Linked DNA regions of Mus musculus: all the other regions are linked to region 1. Evidence: chromatin loops called from intact Hi-C (ENCODE). Cell type or tissue: left cerebral cortex. All regions are shown on one strand. Each heading gives the region's core, and the rest is flanking DNA. Links, peaks and the distances in the headings are about the cores only.

The links. Hi-C counts contacts between places; a loop is a spot of excess contacts. Peaks named below come from ENCODE experiments on the same cell type or tissue, not always from the same donor. Only the 100,000 strongest peaks of a DNase experiment are listed, where the experiment ranks them.
Region 2: a loop joins it to region 1, with 3 times the contacts of the local background. A loop is called at or near these places in 3 of 42 quality-filtered maps.
Region 3: a loop joins it to region 1, with 8 times the contacts of the local background. A loop is called at or near these places in 6 of 42 quality-filtered maps.
Region 4: a loop joins it to region 1, with 16 times the contacts of the local background. A loop is called at or near these places in 9 of 42 quality-filtered maps.

What each region holds. Positions count from the first base shown.
Region 1 is chr19:52,920,957-52,926,163 of GRCm38, forward strand. It overlaps AA387883 (expressed sequence AA387883), which reads left to right and starts at 2,225. Exons shown (of 2, transcript NR_030678.1): 1 at 2,225-2,544; 2 at 4,617-5,207. In left cerebral cortex, for the core only: a CTCF peak has its summit at 2,197 (motif pointing left); DNase peaks (open chromatin) are centred at 2,253 and 3,241; H3K4me3 peaks cover 776 bases; H3K27ac peaks cover 403 bases.
Region 2 is chr19:52,191,671-52,196,877 of GRCm38, forward strand. No RefSeq gene overlaps it. Among named protein-coding and RNA genes, the nearest start is that of Ins1, 70 kb to the right of the region's middle. In left cerebral cortex, for the core only: a CTCF peak has its summit at 2,321 (motif pointing right); a DNase peak (open chromatin) is centred at 2,345.
Region 3 is chr19:52,719,647-52,724,853 of GRCm38, forward strand. No RefSeq gene overlaps it. Among named protein-coding and RNA genes, the nearest start is that of AA387883, 200 kb to the right of the region's middle. In left cerebral cortex, for the core only: a CTCF peak has its summit at 2,309; a DNase peak (open chromatin) is centred at 2,296.
Region 4 is chr19:52,620,844-52,626,050 of GRCm38, forward strand. No RefSeq gene overlaps it. Among named protein-coding and RNA genes, the nearest start is that of Gm41860, 230 kb to the left of the region's middle. In left cerebral cortex, for the core only: a CTCF peak has its summit at 2,851 (motif pointing right); DNase peaks (open chromatin) are centred at 2,918 and 3,735; H3K27ac peaks cover 809 bases.

The DNA.
Region 1 (5,207 bases), core at 1,228-3,727:
TCCTGAATTGGGGGTGGGAGCTATCCCTGAGTTTCTGACCCTCCAGACAAGAGGAAGGCTTGGACCAATAGGAGAAATCAGGAGATATTTGATTCTTCTACTCCTATGGAAGCAATGGGCAATGGGCCCAAGCCAGAAGTCCCTAGTATCTTCCTTTCACCAAGGACTCATGTACAGGAACCCACCCACCCCACCCCATCCCCATGCTTCTGTTCTCAGAGACATCATTACACCAAAGGACCAGAAGAATGTTCTTCCTGCTGTTTCCTCCCTTTGACTATGGCCACGCCCTAAGTCTAAAGGAGCCAATCGTTAAGAGCGGAATTGTAGTCGGCAGCCAATCTAATGAGTCGACCGGTGAAATCCCCTAAATATGGTGGTTAAACCCCTCAGGGACGTTCCCTCTCTTCATACTTCTGGTCTATGTCCTACCATTCATCTGGCCCCTCAAACATACCCTCAGCCCATCAGGCACAGGGACTTTACAGTCACTCCTGCACCAAGCGAGAGAGAGAGAGAGAGAGAGAGAGAGAGAGAGAGAGAGAGAGAGAGAGAGAGAGAGATATTCATAGCTTTTCATCCTAAAGATCCTTTACAGTTTCCAGTTACCTAATGAAGGCCAGCGTGGCGAGCAGATAGAGATAAACAAGCAATACATCACACTCGTGAAAGTTTTTCTCTCCCAAGTACAGTAAGAAAACACTCAAGCATGAATGGTCGTGCCAGCTACTGTGAGGACACAGACCGAGGTACTGGGCAAGCTCGGGAGCAGTTGTGAGACAGCTGCCTTGCAGGGATGGTTTGTAGCACTAAGGTTCCTTAGCAGAAATGCAGAGTCGTTGACGGATACGGTGTTCCGCTCAGAAAGAAGACACCATAGTATCCTGACAGGTGAAGTGTGGTATTTCAGGAAAAGAAACTAGCTTTTAGGAAGACTCGCTAGTAAATACAGGAGAAAGAATGGAAGGAATGGGGAGAAAAGAATCCTATGTTGTGGGGGGTTGGTAGGATAAATATATAAAGAGTCTTTTAGATATCCAAGTAGAAATGTCAGGAAAGCAGGAGGAATTGCTAAGAAAGGTCAGAGATAGGAAAACATATCGGGCAATTATTGACCTATAGGTAGGATTTCAGAGTCTGTGATGCCGCTGGAGTCCAGAGAAGGGAGATGCTGACATCAGAGACCTTTCCATGTGTGTGGACACAGCCGGAGCCTAACCCAGTGAGAAGGACCTGAGAGCACCGCGAATGTGGAGAAAATGGTGGGATAAAGGGCTGGGGATTACAGTGAGCATGCGCAGTTGCTCAAGCGTATGACCTCAGTGGTCCAAAGGAAGGGCAGGTAAGACACATCAGTGTGGGTTTAAGGAGGCAGAAACAGATCAGGGCGGGCTTAAGGGGACAGAAACACCCACTGCAGGTCTCTCTAGTAAAGACAGCACACACAACCAGACCCCCTGCCTCTGTACTGATCTTGATCGCACCCTGTTTCAAGTCACTCCCTCCCTCCCTTTAGGCACCGATCGTCCATGAATGTAGTCACATAGTCTGTGACTTTAAGCCATTTTAATGTTCCTGTGGGCTGTTCATGCATCAACTATTAAGAGAGATTGAAAGAGCTCTAACAGCGTGTATAAACACTTTCCCAAAGCACTTCCCAATTCTGTTTTCTACTTGATTTCTGGCCTGGTTGCACTCCTCTTGACTCTTGTATTCTGGAGTCCATTCTTGGCTCCATTATCCATCCAAGATCCAGCCTTCTGCTCTTGATGGTCATTAAAGCTCTGGTCAACTTAAAACTAAGCTCCTTGCCTACCTGACACCTTAGGTGTCTTTTTCTAGGGGAGGGGATTAAAAAACACAACAGTTTCCTACCGGATCCCTTCTGCAAGCGACCTGAAAAATTCCTCAGCCTGCTCCGCTCTGCTCTTGAGAGGATGCGCCTTCAACTTTGTAAACATGTTATTTCCGGCATGCTTTAATTGTTTGCAGAAACGTTATCATGTTCCTTATTCCCTTCTTTTTATTTCTAGCATCTTTTTTATGTTATCAGATCTTAATCTTACATTGTGTGGGTTTGGGTTGTTGGTGGTTTTTTGTTTTGGGTGTTTTTTGTTTTGGTTTTTTTTTTTTTTTAAATATGAAATGGGATCGTTTCCATGGCTCGGGAGCGCCCTCTTCTGCCGGCTCCGCGGAATGCTCGCCGTACCTTGTCCTTTTCCTCACTGTCTGGCTCGCTTTCATGAAAGCCTGCCTTTCTTCTTCGTCTCTGTTGACCTCCTGCCATTCACGTTGGATCTTATGCCCAGCAGTTCTTTCTACTCACTGTGGGGCTTTGTCTTAGAATGCACTTTTGTCTGGTGAGTTTTGAACATCCGTGGGGCCTAAACTCGCAGGCCTTTTCAGATCTGTCTACCCGCAGCAAGTCAAGTCTGCAAAGCTCCCTCAGGCGAACACTGCTCTCAGTTGGGCCCCTGGGGTTCGCGGGAACACCTGCCGCTTGCCTAGGGATTGAGATGTACAGCGAATGCTGTTTCCTTTCTGGTAAGTTCTCCTCTCAGCACAGCGGTTGCTAGAATTAGCGTAATTCGTCCTTACCTCATTTTCTGGTCGTTTTTAAGTTGTTTTTGGTGTTTTGTTTTGTTTTGTTTTGTTTTGTTTTAAATCTAGTTATGCCATTAGCTCCAAATACAATTGGTTTGTATCATTGTAGTTTTCTCCCATAGCTGTAGATTTATTGTTATTATTAATTATTAGATTTATTCCTGACAGTTCGAACGCATCCTGGTCGCACGCTCTCTCCTGGTCGCACGCTCTCACATCCCTAGCATACTCAAAGCTAGAGCTTGTGAGAATAACTTGCCCACTGATTTTATTGTAAATGTTGCCCATAGATAATGAGCAGGCACAGTTGGGATTTTATTCTATCTGAGTGCTTAGAGAATTAAATCTTGTACCAGCAGTGCCATTTACCCAGACTCCCCCTGGGTTACATGTCTAAGTCTCTGAGATACTCCCATTATACAGATGACAAAATTAATGCCTAGATGGTTTTGGATTTCTTAGGGTAATTGTAAGCAGTAATTGGGCACAAATCCGGGCTCTCTGCCTATGAAGCTCACACTACCAACAGCTCTGCAAGGCTGCATTGAAGGATGGCCAAGCCCTTGGGAAAGTGGGTAGAAACTTAACCAAAAGATTAGGAGGAAACTCACTCTGAACTAAGAGAACAGAATGGATAGAGGCTCTGGGCTTCCAGGCAGGGAGAAAACAGAAGGAAGCCAATGAGGCTCGAGACTGGTGACACTCACAGAAGCCTGCGTGGAACAGCGGAAAGGAAAGTACATTATTCAGAATAGTGCACAACGGGGAAAGATCTTAGCAGACTGTGAGTCAGCGTTCTGCCCTGCCACAGGGCACAGCCTTTGGGAAGGCCTTTCGGTGAGTTTGACGGCGTTTATCCCAGGCCTGCACCGGCTGGGTGCTGGGCTTTGGGGAAACACAGAGACACTGCTCCCAGGCTAGGAAACTTAGTCTGAGATGTGAGAAAGATGTATTCCCTGACTTCCGGGGGCGGGACAGGGGGCAGTTGTTCCTGGAGGAATGCACAGAGAAGTCAGGAATGAAATGTCCACAGGCCCCTGATAGGACTGGAACCAGGTGCTCCCAAACTCCTGGACATCTAGGTGTTGCTGAGTCATGAAGAGTTGAGAGCAGAGTCTGGGGGTTGAGCTGAGGACTGTGACTAGCCTGGCCAGGGGCAATGGGGAACTCCGGTTTAGCTCAGCTGTGATTGTTCTTAGCTTGGTGGTGGTTGTGGCTGGGAGCACAGAAAGGCTTTCTACAGATTAACTGCGGCTCGACAGTCTAATACCTTCTCCGTGGCTCCCCATGGCAGATCTTGATGAAAGAGACAGTCCGTGGTTCTAAACTCTTTATTGACTGTTCATCGTGGGAAAATGGATGCATACCATCCCAACTTCTCAGGGTGAACCTTTTGCAGGGAGGAATGTCTGAGAAGGAGAGCTTATTGGCTAAATCCTCGGGGCCTTTAGGTATCTCAGTAGCTTGGAGAACTCTGTTCTGGCCACAAGTCATGTTTCCTTATGTGGGAAGTGTGGCATGTGTTCCAGGGCCAGGAATCTGGCAGGGAGAAGGGAGGCGCCTACCGTCTCAGGTGTGAGTTTCCAGGGTCTCAACCTGCTCTACCCACCAAGCTTCCTGGCATAGTTTACCATCCCACAGCCATTGTCTTTTGTGTGGTGCAAATCCTGCTTTAAAAATGTATGTGTTGGGAACCCAATAGGAGGATCAACAATATGAACTAACCAGTACCCCCCCCCCAGAACTGTGTCTCTAGTTGTATATGTGACAGAAGATGGCCTAGTAGGCCATCAATGAGAGGAGTGGCCCTTGGTCTTGTGAAGATCATATGCCCCAGTACAGGGGAATGCCAGGGCCAGGAAGCAGGAGTGGATGGGTTGGGGAGCAGGGGAGGTGAAGGGTATAGGGGACTTTCGGGATAGCATTTGAAATGTAAATGAAGAAAATAGCTAATAAAAAAAAAGTATGTGAAACCTTCCAAAATAAATCAGATCACTTTTCTTCCCTTAAAGGACCAAATTAAGAATGGGGTTTCTTGTGATTGAAGCCATGGCCACAGAAAGGATGGACACATGTGCACATCATGGTATGGACACACGTGCACATCATGGCATGTGCACCATTGACTTATTAGGAAGTAAGACAACACGGGCCTAAGAGAGGAGGCTGGAGAGCTCCATCAGCCAAGGCCGGAATAAGAAGAGCCAGCAGGCTTTGCTCGGGCATCTCTCGCAACCGTTGCATGTCTCCATACCAACTGCTAAGAGAAAAGGCAGAGCCACAGAGGCTGTGGCATGGCCACGACTTCTGGCTGCATGGGGCTGCACAGCGATGCTGCATTGCCTCTGACAGTTTCCAGAATTCTGCCTCAGAAGGTCAGCCACATTCACCTGCGGAGATATTTTGGGCAGTCGTGACTCCCTTCTCTTGTTATTCTCATCAATTCTCTTAGTGCAGTCACTAAGGCTTTTGAGAGAAAGCTTCAGAGCTAGTCTCCTGTACAACGCAATGTTCAACACTTCTCCTATTCTTGTTCAAACCAGTAAAAATATCAGAAAAAATGGAGAAAGGACGATGCTGACAAGCTGGGTCCTTTTTATATA
Region 2 (5,207 bases), core at 1,078-3,577, 730 kb before region 1:
TAAAAAAATTGTGCTTTAAAATTGTTCCTTTTATTTAGCCAAGTCTATAGGTCTAATGATTCCACATATTTGGAGTTGGTCCTTTTTCTACTATCCCTCTTCCTAAAGCATCTTCAGGGTCTTGTTCTACTGTACCCCATGACTGGGATGCTGGCTTTATTCTGGGCAGGTTTACGTTTCCCCTGTAGGAGACTGTGGGACTCCCTAACTCATAGGAGTAAATAGTGCACATTGCCCTTGCCAGCAGCCTCTAGCTTTCTCCAGTGGCCTCATAAGGAGAGCAGAGGAAAGGAGCAGGAAATTGAAGAAAGCTGGAAGAGGTAAAGAAGTGAATTCCAAATGCTGAAGAGAGGCTGTGCTCTTCCTGAGTTATAATCCAGTAGCAGGGCTGTCTTCGCCCTGCTTACACACGCCTAACTTTCTGCAAGAGGGCATCACATCAGCATTGCTTATCAGCATTGTGCCCTGGGATACGGGCATGTGGCAGCCACTTGATGAATCCAAACTGAAAGATGATTAATGTTAAGCAGAGTCGAGCTCTCCTGTACATCAAGAAGAGCATATTTACCCTAAAATATGCATCTTTTCCAGCAATTACAGCCATTATGTTTGCTGATATGGATTTTTTTTTTTTTTTTTTTTTTTTTTTTTTTTTTTTGCTCAAAATACATTTTAAGGTAGAATTTGAAACCACTTTCAACTCTCAGGGCAGTTCCTGAGCTCATCAGAGAAGAAAAATTCAAAGAACACTATAAAGTACTTTCTTTCCTCAGTAAGAAATTTATTTTAAAATAAATTTTCATTTGTAGGAAGCAGACACTTTCATAAATCAGAAGTCCAGAAAAAAATTAATTTCTTTATATTTAAGCCTAGTCCCTTACCTTGCATTTCTTTCAGAGTTAAAAAAGAAAGAAAGAAAGAAAGAAAGAAAGAAAGAAAGAAAGAAAGAAAGAAAGAAAGAAAGAGAAAAGAAAAGAAAAGAAAAGAAAAAGAAAAGGGGAGGGAAGAAGGGATAGGGAGGGGAGGTGAGGGGATAGGGGAGGGGAGGGCAGGGGAGGGGAGGGGAGGGGAGGGGAGGGGAGGGGAGGGGAGGGGAGGGGAGGGGAGGGGAGGGGAGAGGAGAGGAGAGGAGAGGAGAAGAGAAGAGAAGAGAAGAGAAGAGAAGAGAAGAGAAGAGAAGAGAAGAGAAGAGAAGGCCTTCTCCTTCACCTTTTCAAGGTGTTTCTTTCAAAATACATAAATGGGTGCCCAACCCAGAGCTATGCCATCCAGTTCTAATTCAGGTGGCATTAAAAAGAAAGTGTAATTCAAATCCAAACTTCTGAAGTTCTCAAACTTGTCTCTTCAAGTTTTACCCATTTCATAAACTTCATTTTCCCACTTAAATACGGAACTTTGATTAATTACTAAAGTAGCCAGAAAGTTATTCAATTAGTGTGAAATGATTCAGGTTGAAATTACAAGATTACCTTTTATAGTGATGATAGAAAAGATGGGAGTGTGAGTTAGGACGTGAAGACAATAGTCTTTCAAATTTAAATGGAAAGAATTTCTGATTCAATTATTTGATTAGACTACTCTGAGAATGGTGTAAAAGCCTAACCTTTGACATAAAGTCAGAACTGCCTGGCAACAGTACATGATCTCACCCGAAATGTTATTACCATGATTAGCATGTATAATGTTGGCCTATTTGCCCCAAGGAACTTAAAATGAGCAGCAGATGACCATGTTGCAATGTGTGCGAATTTGACTTGAAGCAAAAGAGAGGTACAACTAAGGAAAACAGCATGTTTCTGAAAAGGGTTGAGGCCACTGGAAACAGGAAAAGGTACCAGTCTGGTGGGACTGTAGGTTGTCTAGTAAGCAAACTGGAATTAAGTGTGTCTGTTCCTTAGAACCTCCCTGGATGCTTGGCTTTTGAAAACGGTGGACCTGAGGTGGATGAGTATAGCTTTCTTAGCTGATAATTATGTCCAAAGAATGGCAGCAAAGGGTTTTAGTCTACAGAAACTCTTACATCTAAAAACTTCCCCCCAATCATATCTATCTTTGATACTTGCTGACTTACCCACTGCCATCACTTTGTATCTAGTTGTGAGTCTTTTGCCCTACTGGTTCTACATGGCTTTGAAATGTCTTATTCTATCATGTTTTGAAGACATGAGTGCACCATAGCTTGTATGTGTGGTAAGTCTCTTAGCGGATCAAACCTATAGCTGGTTAGCTTCAGCTCCTTTTGGGAGGGTCTAGCTGGGCTTTACTCTCTTGGTGCAGGATATTTTATTGGCATCATCCTTCATTCTCCTGAAAACTCTGCCAGCAGATGGCAGGATGGGAGCTTGGCTCTGGAGGAACCTGCTGATGCAGAGAACTTAAGCCCAGTAGGATCACCCATGAGCGTTGTGAAGACCAGCACAGTCCCTGCTCAGCATAGCTAGAAAGACAGTGTGGTGTGGCCAGTTTTCCCCACTCTTCATTTCTTTTTTTTTTCTTTTTTTTTTCTTTCTTTCTTTTTGTTTTTTGTTTCATTTTGTTTTGTTTTGTTTTTGTTTTTGTTTTTCGTTTGTTGAGACAGGGTTTCTCTGTATAGCCCTGGCTGTCCTGGAACTCACTCTTCATCACTAGATCCCCAGTCTGGATGACATTTTAGGTATCCCTGCAGAGCAACTGTGGGAAAAAGCTCTGGATATGGACTCTGCTTAAGCAGGAAGGGTCAGTGAGAGAAAGGCTTTGTATTTGAAGGTAAATGCTTAACATTTCTATTTATTCTTTTTCTTTTTAATTTTTTTTTTCTTACACACTTTACATCCTGGTCACTACTCCTCTCCTGGTCACTGCTTCCTACAATCCTTCCCCCATCCCAAATAGGCACATGTCACAAGGGATGCACTAGAGAGCGACCTCATCAAGATCTGCAATCCTCTGGGACCAGACGAAGTCAGGAGTTCTTATTCTGGAATCTAGGAACATATTAGCAGTGTTGTAGGTGTGTGCACATATGCATGTTTGTGTGTGTGTGTGTGTGTGTGTGTGTGTGTGTGTGTGTGTGTGTGTGTGTGTGTGTGTGTAAGAAGTTTGAGAGTGTCCTGTTTTCTCTTTGCACTCAGACCATAGGCTGAATGTCCCATGGTAAAATCAGAGATGCAAAGTAGTGCCTTCACTCCCTGGGAGGGAACAGGCAAGACAAGGAGAAAAATAAGAAAGCCACACTGTTTGTGTATTTGTAGTTAAATGAAATTCTAACTCCTTGGCACATCTAAGACGTATAATAAATCTATTTAATTAACAAATAAACCATATCCAATATAAATTACAGTCATAAAGTATGACCCTATTTCTTGTTTCTAACATAGCTTAAATGTGCTTTCAATGGTGGGTACTCTGAAAATTCAGTAATTGTTACTCATCCAAAACTAAAGCCTTTCAGTTGTGTCTGGGTAAAATTTTTTGTAACCTTGCGTTTTCTTTACTTACTCCACTTGTTTTATCATAAAGCTTTAATGGGAATTATGAAATGGTGGTGTCCATGATCCTTTTTCATAAGGTTAATCCTGACAGGCTGAGTTTAATAAGAAAAGTGACGTAATATGACATCCAAGATTAAGTGGAAGAAAATAGTATGCATTCTGCCTTGTTCTCCTGGGCATTTTCATTGGTGCTCAGCCATAAAAGACCATAAGAATCAGCTAAAGTTGGAAAATCCCCATTCCTGTTGGGCTTGCAGCTCACAGACAATGTGACCACACACAGTCATGTGAACGAGTGATTCCCCAATACTGATTCACAGCCCTCAGGGAAACTGCCTCAGCTCTGAAAGGAAAGGGAGTAGAGTTGTTTGCTTCAGTCAAGTGGCAAACTTCAGAACAAGGAAGATGATTGTTATCATCGTAAATTCTGTTCAGAAGGAGAATAATAGGGTAACAGAAAATATACAGTCAATGCATTCAAACTTTCAGAGTGCTGGGATTTAACTAACATCTTACCAAAGGCAATGCAACAAACAAGAGGGGGCCTGATCCTGCATCATTGAGTAGATGTGTCATTTGCAAGACAGGGCATTAGTCCTTGCATCTTGTATTCGAGTATTATTATTATTATTATTTATTAGATTTTTACTTATATACAATTCAAATGTTATCCCCTTTTCTGGTTTCCCCTCTGAAAACCCCTATCCTATCCCTCCTACCCCTGTTTCTATAAGTGTGCTCCCCTACCCATCCACTCTGGCCTCCCCAACCTCGAATTCCCCTACACTGAGCCTTCCCAAGACCAATGGCCTCTCTTCCCATTGATTCCTGACAAGGCCATCCTCTGCTACATATGCAGCTGGAGCCATGGGCCCTGCCATGTGTGCTTTTTGGTTAGTGGTTAGTTTGGTTCCCTAGAACTCTGGGGAATTTGGTTGGTTCATATTGTTGTTCTTACTATGGGGTTGCAAACCGCTTCAGATGCTTCAGTCCTTTCTATAATTGCTCTATTGGGGACCCTGTGCTCATTCCAATTATTGGATGCAAGTATCTGCCTCTGTCTTTGTTAGGAACTAACAGAGCCTCTCAGGAGACAATATATCAGGCTCCTGTCAGCAAGCACTTCTTGGCATACACAATAGTGTCTGGGTTTCGTAACTGTATATGAGATGGATCCCCATGTGGGGCAGTCTCTGGATGGCCTTTCCTTCAATCTCTGCTCCACACTTTGTCTCTGTATCTCCTCCCATGGGTATTTTGTTCCCCATTCTAAGGACCAAAGTATCCACACTTTGGTCTTCCTTCTTCTTGAGCTTCATGTGGTCTGTGAATTGTATCTTGAATATTTGGAGCTTTGGGGCTAATATCCACTTATCAGTGAGAGTATACCAAGTGTTATCTTTTGTGATTGGGTTACCTCACTCAAGATGGTATTTTCTAGTTCCATCTATTTGCCTAAAAATTTTATGAATTCATTGCTTTTAATAGCTGAGTAGTACTCCATTATATAAATGTACCATATTTTTTTGTATCCATTCCTCTGTTGGGGGACATCTGGGTTCTTTCCAGCTTCTAAGCTATTATAAATAAAGATGCTATGAACATAGTGGAGCATGTGTCCTTATTCCATGTTGGAGCATCTTCTGGATATATGCCCAGGAGTGATATAGCTGGATCTTTAGGTAATACTATGTCCAATTTTTTGAGGAAATGCCAGACTGATTTCCAGAATGGTTG
Region 3 (5,207 bases), core at 869-3,368, 200 kb before region 1:
GAAAATATAATCTAAGCAGAATCCTGCTGTGAAATGATAAAATGTATAAGGTTAATACACAACTTTGGGAACACCTACGCATTTTAATTTAGTAATAAACACCTGTGGCTTTAATTACAGCACATTATCTCACAGACATCAGAGTTGTATTTAATAGACAAACGTGTTCCTGATGAATTTATTTGGCATCTCTGGTCTCATCTGGAGACAGGAATTGCTCTCTGGATACATGGTCTTTGGCTACATGAGTCACTTGTAATGCGCTTGTCACTGGTCTGTGTTTGAAAATGGTTCCATTGATTGTGTCTGTGAGAACAGAGGTAGCTACAGTGTCTAGTAGATGTCTACATACTCCAAAGCTGCTAGTACAGAAGTTCCTGTTGTAACAAACTTTGATATGTGGACTTTTAATGAAGCCCCTAACCTCATAGTGCACTACCTTTATTGATGCTTTGGTTTCTCTCTTGATTGTAGATTTGCCTCCACGTTAGAGCAGGAAGTCTCTATACAGCATTTCTTCTCTTTTTACCACTGTTAATACTTTGGCTGTTTGGACAGAAATTCAATAAGCCAGACAGCCATGTTTTATTCTACTGGATTACAGGCACAGTTGTTTCCTCTGAACTCCAGGTAGAAGAAGGCAGAAAATGAACTTGAGGCCCACCTGTTATGAGAAGGAGTAAGTGTGATGGCAGTCCCCCAGGAATTTGGTAGAGGGTTAGGCAAACCAACTTCCTGATTCACAGTGTTGGAATTTAGAGGTTTGAGAGATGGCTCCATCTTTAATAGAGCACACTGCCCTTCCAGAGAACCCTAGTTTGGTTCCCAGCACCCATATGCTATAGCTTATAATCACCAATAACTACAGTACCAAAGAATCCAGTGGCTTATTTTGGCCTCCATTGGGAAGCTGCATGAATGTGACATTACCTTACACACACACACACACACACACACACACACACACACACACTCACACACACACATACACACACACACACATACACACACACACTCACACACACACACTCACACACACACACACACACTCACACACACACACTCACACACACACACACACATACACACACACACTCACACACACACTCACACACACACACACACACTCACACACACACACACACACACTCACACACACATACACACACACACACACACACTCACACACACACACACACACACACTCACACACACACACATACACACACACACTCACACACACACACTCACACACACACACACACTCACACACACACACACACACTCACACACACACACACACTCACACACACACACACTCACACACACTCACACACACACACACACACACACACACACACAATAAAAAATTAAATCTTTATATACAATACTGTGGTTTATGTGAGGATTAAATGATATATTACACACGAAATATCCAGATCCATGTCTGGCACACACTCAGTAGGCTCAATGATGATTCTCTTATGTGCTTATTGCTTTTTTCTTTTTAATTTTATTTATTGTCTGTGATGATGGGTGTTTTGTCTGAGTGGATGTCTGGGTACCACATGTGTGCTGTGTACACAGAAGCCAGTACACATTTGTGTACACATCAGAACCCCCGTGGCTGGGGTTATAAATGGTTGTGTGCCTCTGTATCGGCACTGGGAATTGAAACCCAAGTCTTCTTCAACCCCAGAAACCTCAGTTATGAGAATGTCAGGAATTGACTCCCTCCCCACTGCCAACCTGGTGCCATAAACCTGGCTCCCCTCACCATCAACCCTAGCAAGAATTTATTACCCTGAGAGCTATCAGGCTTCACTCCTTCTTTAAACTTACAAGATTCCCCCAGACTCCCACCCTACAGCCCCTGAGTATATAGATGAAGCGCCTTCCACACAAATCTTTCCCTAGAGACCCTGCCCATCTCCCCAGGGGCATAAGTAGCCCCTGTCCTCCCCAGTAAACTAAACCAGTTCTCCCAAGGGGTTTGCTAGTGTGTTTATTGCCTGCACACGCATCGCTGACGGAGATCCCACCAGCCCCAGCTAAGCTTCCCTCCCTACAGATCAGCTCTGTACATAAAGGACTTAGCTACCCAGAGGGGAAAGTAGACAGTGCTGGAACTCCAGACTTCACTTTTGAGCGAGGCTGTCTCAAATATAGTAGAGAAAGAATGACCAGATCTTCATGGAGCCAATTCCTTTTCAATACACACCATCACCTGATTTCCTCCAGACATCACCCTGGAAATTGCTCTATCTAGAATCCTAAACTCAATCTGTATGGAGTTGTTTTTCCAGTCCTTCCCCACAGGGGGCACTGTGGAACAGGAGAAGAGAATAATTTAAGAGCCAGAGGGATCCCAAGTTTCCTGTGAGATTGTGTCTCCTGGTGACATTAGAAGCTATACTTGTAATGTCTGACCAGCATGACCAAAAATGATGTGAGCCAAACAGAGAGGACACTAATGATTCCACCAGGCTGGACTGGGAAAGGCCTATGCAAAGAACTACAGGCAGCTGTGTAAAACTGGGAGCAAGAGAGGCTGTGTCCTACAGGAAAGAGCACACCAATTAGTTACTCAGTGCCAAACTATCCACCCTGAAAACATACATGCAGGTAGCATTGTATGGACTCAGCAGGTTGTATTTTGGAGTGCCTATGTACATAGTACATATATGCATGAAATAACAATTATTGGGAAAAAAGAGGTCAGGAACTGGTAGGACAGCAGGGATGGACACAGGAGAGGATTTGGAGGGAGTAAAGGGAAGGGAGAGATGTTGGAATCAAATTACGATCTCAACAATAAACCAAAGGGAGTTGTTTTCCTATAAGTTTCCTGTTGACACTAAGGTCGCCTTCAAAAAGATACTTCCCAAACTCCTTTAGGTGGCACATGATGATTTACATACAAGAAGAATGTGCCTTCTGCTATCTTTGATGATGGTGGTGGTGACGATGGTGATGATGGTGGTGCTGCTGCTGCTGGTGATGGTGAGGGATAGTGGTGACGATTGAAGAGGTGGTGGTGGTGTTTATTGAGTACTTTGCAGGTCTTAGCTCTTGTACTAACCATTTCCTGACATTGCATTCTACTTAAATCTCACAATTAGTGTATTAATTAATTTTAAGGAAGAGTTATTTGGGTGACCATATATTCAAATACATAAGCAATGGGGGCAATTCAGATTCAAACAAAAGCAGTCACCCTCTCTGTCTTTGTGGACATGAATTAGAAAAGAAACAACTCTTTGTATGTAAATTCCCAAGTCCTCGAATGCAACTACTTCTGTTTTGTTTTGTTTTGTTTTGTTTTGTTTTGTTTTGTTTTGTTTGTTTTGAACTCACTCTGTAGACCAGTCTGGCCTTGAACTCAGAAATCCACATGCCTCTAATGCAACTACTTCTTGACGTCGTTTTTGCTCTATATTCCTATGGACACACTTATTGCAGGATTTTCCTTGTCCAGTCACGTTAAAGCAGTGGGAGGCTTGTGATTGGATAGGAGAAGGAGGGCGGAGCGATGAGTTGAGACAGAGAGAGAGAGTTCTCTGGAGGAGAGAACCAGAATGGAGACCGACGTGGTGCTATCAAAAGGTTAGAATAATTGGGTTAAAGCTTTATTATTATCAGTTGGCTCTGAAATTATTGCATTGGCATTTTATAAATTGTGTTATTATTGATTCATAAATCCGATAGTCCAATTAAGCATTAAGAGTCATGATTCTACCAGGTAATTAGGTGTTGAGATGGCTAACCAGGGGTGCGTGGGCATTGCATGAAAGCAAGAGGAATTCGGGGGCCCATCCAAGAGATGGCCTTGTGGGAGCCATGTGGCCTAGCAGGGCTGGCGAGTTGGCGGGCTGAGAGACCAAGAGAGTGAGATCACCTGACACAGGGGCTAGCTCTAGATATTTCCCACAACATACATTCAATTTTTCCATCTATAAGCAAAGTCATCCACACTGCGGACGTGCAAAATAAGAAGCTCACGGGACCCTGATAGCAAAGGCAAATGAAGAGTTCACGGCACTCAACTCAGATTTCAACGTTATATTCTAACTACATGCTTCCAAAAGTACCAAGAGGGGGAGAATTTGAAAAGGATTAAAATAACTCATGGTCTACACCACCCAAGATGAAAACAGGATCATGACATTAGTGCCTGAGGAAACTCAAATTTGCATCCTCTGTAAGCCTCTGTTTCTAAAATTCTGTTTCAAAAGATCCGGCGAGTATATCTTCATCTACAAATGTTTTTCTTATTACACCCCTGCCTGTAAGTTCCCAACACGGCAGGGGTGAAAAAAAAATCATTGTGCTGAGGGCCCACATTAGCTTCAGAGATCGTTAATTTTAAGAAGTACAACCAAGAGTTTTCTATAACTCATAAAATATACAGTGAGAGGTTCTGAGTAAGACTGAAAAATGGGCGGAAAATCTGTGCTCCCAGCAAGCAAAAATATTCCCGACATTTTTAGTAATAATGAAAACAAAGACATCCTTGAGGCAAAGGTGAAATGCATTTTGGATGTGGAGGGCAAATGGGTTTCATTTCATTTGTTTAGGTTTCCTTGTGAGGGTTTACGTTTGAAAGTTCAGAGATGTGAAAATAACATATAATAAATGTCTCAGTGGTCGAGGGAAGGTATGGAAAAGAAGCCAACTTAACTAACCTAAGAAACAGATGAAATCTGTATACAGAGCCCTTTCTTTGTGCGCTTTATACTTTATGCTTTTTATGCTATAATAAAGAAAAAGAAAATGAAACATAGGCTTCCTTGATTTTATAATCTATAATATCCTGGCTATGTGGACATGGAAGTATCTAGTTAGTTTCTATTTTAACAGACAGGTTTGACTAGTTCACATTAAAAGATAGAAAAAGCCCCCTTTTAAAAGGAGATGAGCATTTTCAATTTTTATTTATTTTTTTTTATTAGGTATTTAGCTCATTTACATTTCCAATGCTATACCAAAAGTCCCCCTTACCCACCCACCCCCACTCCCCTACCCACCCACTCCCCCACTTTGGCCCTGGCGTTCCCCTGTACCGGGGCACACAAAGTCTGCGTGTCCAATGGGCCTCTCTTTCCAGTGATGGCCGACTAGGCCATCTTTTGATACATATGCAGCTAGAGTCAAGAGCTCAGGGGTACTGGTTAGTTCATAATGTTGTTCCACCTATAGGGTTGAAG
Region 4 (5,207 bases), core at 1,692-4,191, 300 kb before region 1:
GCTAACTAGTAAGCCATAGCTTAACAAACACTTACTTTGCATATCATTTTTATTTAAGTTGCTATAGCGTTTGCAGGGCAATTTGGAAACTGGATCTCTTGTTATAAATTCAGTCCTGCATTTATTATGTGACCGTATTATGTGAATAAAACTCAGCTTCCCTTAAATACAAACCACCTTGTTTTTATAGCCAGGTCCCTCACTGAGACCTGTGTCTCCAATTAGGACAGGCATGCTGGATAGAAAGCCCCTGGGATCTAGCCAGCTCTGTCCTATGGTGCTGGGGTTATAGGCATGCATCATTGTGACCTGTTTTTTACGCAGGTGCTGAGCATGGACCTCAGTTCTTCATGCTTGCACAGCAGGAACTCTCCCAGTTGTGCCATCTCCCCAGCCCATTTAATGAAATCAAATGTCTGAAACCTTTCTCTTTATGATTTTTGGTTATTTTTGTTTTGTTTTGTTTTGCCATGAAGATGAATTCTTCCCAGTTGTGATATAATAGTCTTCTATATTTCTCCCAGATGTTTAAAACGTTTGCTTTCACATTTAGTCCTTTAATATACTCAGAATATTTTAACTTTATGCTCACATTTTATCATCTTCTAGGAATCCTGCACTCAGTCCAGACCATCACCTCAGCCCTGTACTTAAGACCAGAGTGTTATGAAACTCAAGAAGAAAGAAGACCAAAGTGTGGACACTTCCGTCCCTTCTTAAAATTGGGAACAAAACACCCATGGAAGGAGTTACAAAGTTTGGAGCTGAGACAAAAGGATGGACCATCCAGAGACTGCTCCACCCGGGGATCCATCCCATAGTCAGCCACCAAACGCAGATACTATTGCATCCACCAGCAAGATTTTGCTGAAAGGACCCTGATATAGCTGTCTCTTGTGAGTCTATGCCAGTGCCTGGCAAACACAGAAGTGGATGCTCACAGACAGCTATTGGATGGAACACAGGGCCCCCAATGGAGGAGTTAGAGAAAGTACCCAAGGAGCTGAAGGGGTCTGCAACCCCATAGGTGGAACAACAATATGAACCAGTAACCCCAGAGCTCATGTCTCTAGCTGCATATGTAGCAGAAGATGGCCTAGTTGGCCATCATTAGGAATAGATGCCCCTTGGTCTTACAAACTTTATATGCCCCAGCACAGGGGAATACCAGGGCCAAGGAGTGGGAGTGGGTGGGTGGGTGAGGGGGAGAGGGACTTTCGGGATAGCATTTGAAATGTAAATGAAGAAAATACCTAATAAAAAATTGGAAGAAAAAAAGAAAAAAGAAAAAAGACCTGAGTGTTGTTTATAGTTCAGCCTAGTTACTGAATCTTTATGAAGGTTTCCCCTGTAAGTAAACACTCCCCAGTGAGAACAGCAGAGGCATTCCCCCAGCAAGCCCACCCTCCTCTAATTCCAGCCTGTATCCATGTCCTTTTACATGTGTGTCTGCCTTACAAAGAAGATGGAGTGCTACTTAATTTCCACATAAACGTATCACATTCACCGCAAGTGTTTGGTGAACTAAAGTAAGATTTATTGGTATAATAAACCAAATGCCTCGTAAAAATTAAGTGAATTTTAAAGTAGTCTCTTTTAAGAAAAATGCCTAAAAATGGTCCCAGATCAGGACAAAATATCTCACTGTGGAATGAACATCTAAAGATGAAAATGAGAAAAAAATCCTAGATGCTTGGACTTTGGGAAGCAGGTCTGCCCCGTCCCAAACTTTGCTGCTATGCAAATGAGAATAGACTGTTCTCCAGCACGCAGCCCTACTTATCCTCCAGAGCTGAATGCCTCTCGGGTTGACATTTTGAATATATACAGGAAGAAATGCCATTTTGGAAATTAATATGGAAGTTTCTCAGAAAGTTGGGACTCAATCTACCTCAAGACTTAGTCACATTACTCCAAGATATTTCAAGGGTATATGCTCTAGCCTACCACAAACACCATGCTCAACTATGCTTTGCTCAAAATAGCCAGAAACTGGAAACAACCTATATGTCCTTCAACCAAAGAATGGATAGAAAAAAAGATGTGTTACATTTGCACAATGGAGTATTACTCAGTTGTTAAAAACCAAGACATCTTGAACTTTGCAGGCAAATGAATGGAACTAGAAAAGATCATCCTCAATGAGGTAACCCAGACCCAGAAAGACAACATCGTATGTAATGTGAATATCATTCATATAGGATAATCATGTTATAACCCATGGGCCCAGAGAAGCTAAATCAGAAGGAGGACTCAAGGAGGGGATAGATGGATCTCCCTGGGAAGGAGCAATAGAATAGATATAACCAGTGGACTTGGGGCAGGTGGAGATGGCAACAGGAGGGATCAGGTTGGGAGAGGATGAAGGAAGAGAGTACTGGGAGAGACAACTGGAAGGGGGGTTCAATTCAGAGGCCAGGTAGAAACCTAGTGCGATGGAAATTCCCAGGAATCTATGAGGCTGACTCTAGCTAAGACTCCTGGTGAATAGAGTTACAGAGCCTGAACCAGTCTTCTCCTATAACCAGGCAAGACTTCCAGTGGAGGGACTGAGACATCAACCCAGCCACAAAACCTTCCTCCTACAATTTGTCCTGCTAGCATGATGTGCTGAGACAAAAGTGACAGAATTTGTGGGAGTGGCTAATTTGTCTAGCTTGAGACCCATGCCCAGAAGAGAAAGACCATGGATAACACTGCTTAGAGAACCAGAATCCAGAGGCTGGATATCCCAGAGATCTTGAACAGAGACAAAATTGGAAAAAAATAAATAGATTAGTGCCTAACCCAATTGTCATCAGAGGGGCTTCATCCAGCAACTGATGGGAGCAGACACATAGCCAGACACTAGATGGAGCTCAAGGAATCCTGCTGAAGAGTGGAAGGAAGGATTGTAGGAGCCAGAGAGGTCAAGGACACCACAAGAAAACCTCCAGAATCAACAAATCTAGACTCACAGAGGCTCACAGAGACTGAACTGACAATCAGGGAGCCTGCATGGGTCTAACCTAGGCCTTCTGTATATATATTATAGTTATGTGCCTTGTTGTTTTATTGGGAGTCCTAACCAAGGAAACAGGGGCTATTTCTGATGCTTTTGACTGCTTTTAGGACACTTGTCTGCCTGCTGAGAGGCCTAGTCCATCTGTAATATGGGGGAGTTACCTAATCTTATTGCAACTTGAAATGCCATGTTGGTTGACATCCCTGGGAGGCCTGACCTTTTCTGAAGCAATGTAGAGGAGTGGATAGGGAAAGAGGAGATGGGGGAGGGGAGGATGGAGGAAGGGGGAACTGCAATAGGGATGTAGTATATGAGAGAATAAATTAATAAAAGTATTTACTTGAGAGTTCAGAGACTGGGTTGAGGGGAGCGGGGGTTGTATTGTTTGTGTTTGTGTGTATAATATTTTCACCTATAGGCTACCCTCCAAAACTTACATTCCCACAACAATCTTGATGTTTTTATAATGCCCGTTGGTTTGCTTTAATCAGTCAGCACTCAAAGTCACTCGAGCAAACTGCCTACTTGAGCTGGTGACTGGGTAAATTCAACAGTCTTTTATATGCTCCAGAGTTTCTTATCTCAGACACACCATACTCTTACTTCATGCCCTGTGACAAACCCTTGTGACTCTCCTCCTTGGAAACAGCAAGCCCTCAACTGGTAAGAACTGGTAAGAAATCAGCTTTCAGAAACCGGAGTCGGCTCTTAGAACCCTTGAGATGAATGGAGGATAAAAAGGCCAGGCTAAGACTTGGCAGGGCTCTAAAAGCGCTAATTGGAAAGTGAGCACTAGAAAGATGGTGCACAGCCTTGATTTCCTAGGGTGAGAAAAAAGAAAATACACAAGAAACTAAGTGGGAACATCAAGATCTAAGTCACACATGAAAGAAAAGGGGGTTTGTTTTCTTTTGACAGTGTTGTCATTCTGATCCTAGCACTGGCTGTCACTATTCATAAGAATAAGCAATTCAGGATTAAAAGATTTTATTACATGCATATCTCATGAACCCCCCTCAACTCCACAATGTGCCAACTGAAGGAACAGGCCAGTAATTTGGGATTTATGCTTGCTAAGACACTCAGGCCCTGCTATATATACTTCTACAAAATCCTCTTGTGGTAAACAATCCCTTGATATTATAAGTTGCATTTCTCTGAATATTACAAAGAATAATGTGTTTCTTATTTTGTCTGGTAGCTGTAGTTTCCAATAATTTTTCCATTTGGTAAATAAGAACTCAATGCACCCATGTATATATACTGAAAAAGAGCTTCCCAAAAAATGTTTCCAAGAACAGATTTAAAGGCTGAGTGCCAGTGATAATAATAAATCTCTTTCAGGAACTAACAAAAACCATATATACTGTTATTGCAACTAATAAAGGCTAGTTTTCAGGACAGAGACATAAACCAAGGTTTGGTTCATTTTTCTGTTTTCCCCTAATGTTCTTTAATTCTGAATTTAATATCTTATTAAAACAAATACATGTACTGGTGTCCCAGGGCTAATTACTATAGCAAATTAACACAGAATACATTGCTTAAAATAATATAAATATTTTCCTTTCATACTTTTGGAAAACCAGAAGTCTAAAGTAAACTATATGGAAGGTCATCTTGCTCCCTCTGAATTTTTTAAGAAAGGATGCATTCTTGTTTCTGGTAGAATCGTGAAGTCTCTGACCTGACACTGTATTAACCAATACACTTGAAGATAATCATATCTATAAGAGTTCTAATTACCTCTGCAAAATGGACAGGGATTTTAGTTATTATTCAACTAAGACCATCATTTCAAGACTTTGATGAGATAAACATCAAGTATCTAAAATATCTATGATCAAGGACTGCCCTAAAGTGTGTGTGTGTGTGTGTGTGTGTGTGTGTGTGTGTGTGTGTGTGTGTGAAAGAGAGAGAGAGAGAGAGAGAGAGAGAGAGAGAGAAAGGTGCATGCACATTGTGTATATATCCACACATGGATAACAGAGGTCAACCCTGGTGTCATTCCTCTGGATGGTATATACTTTCCTTGGTTTTGTTTGAAGACAGGATCTCTTGCCAATTCAGATAGGCTAGCTGACCAGTGAGTCCTGCAGAAACTCCCATCTCTGCCTGAACCACCACATCCAGATTTTTTATATAAATATGAGGTTGGTCTGGTACTGCTCTGTATTCAAATACTAAATACTGGTCCCTAAGA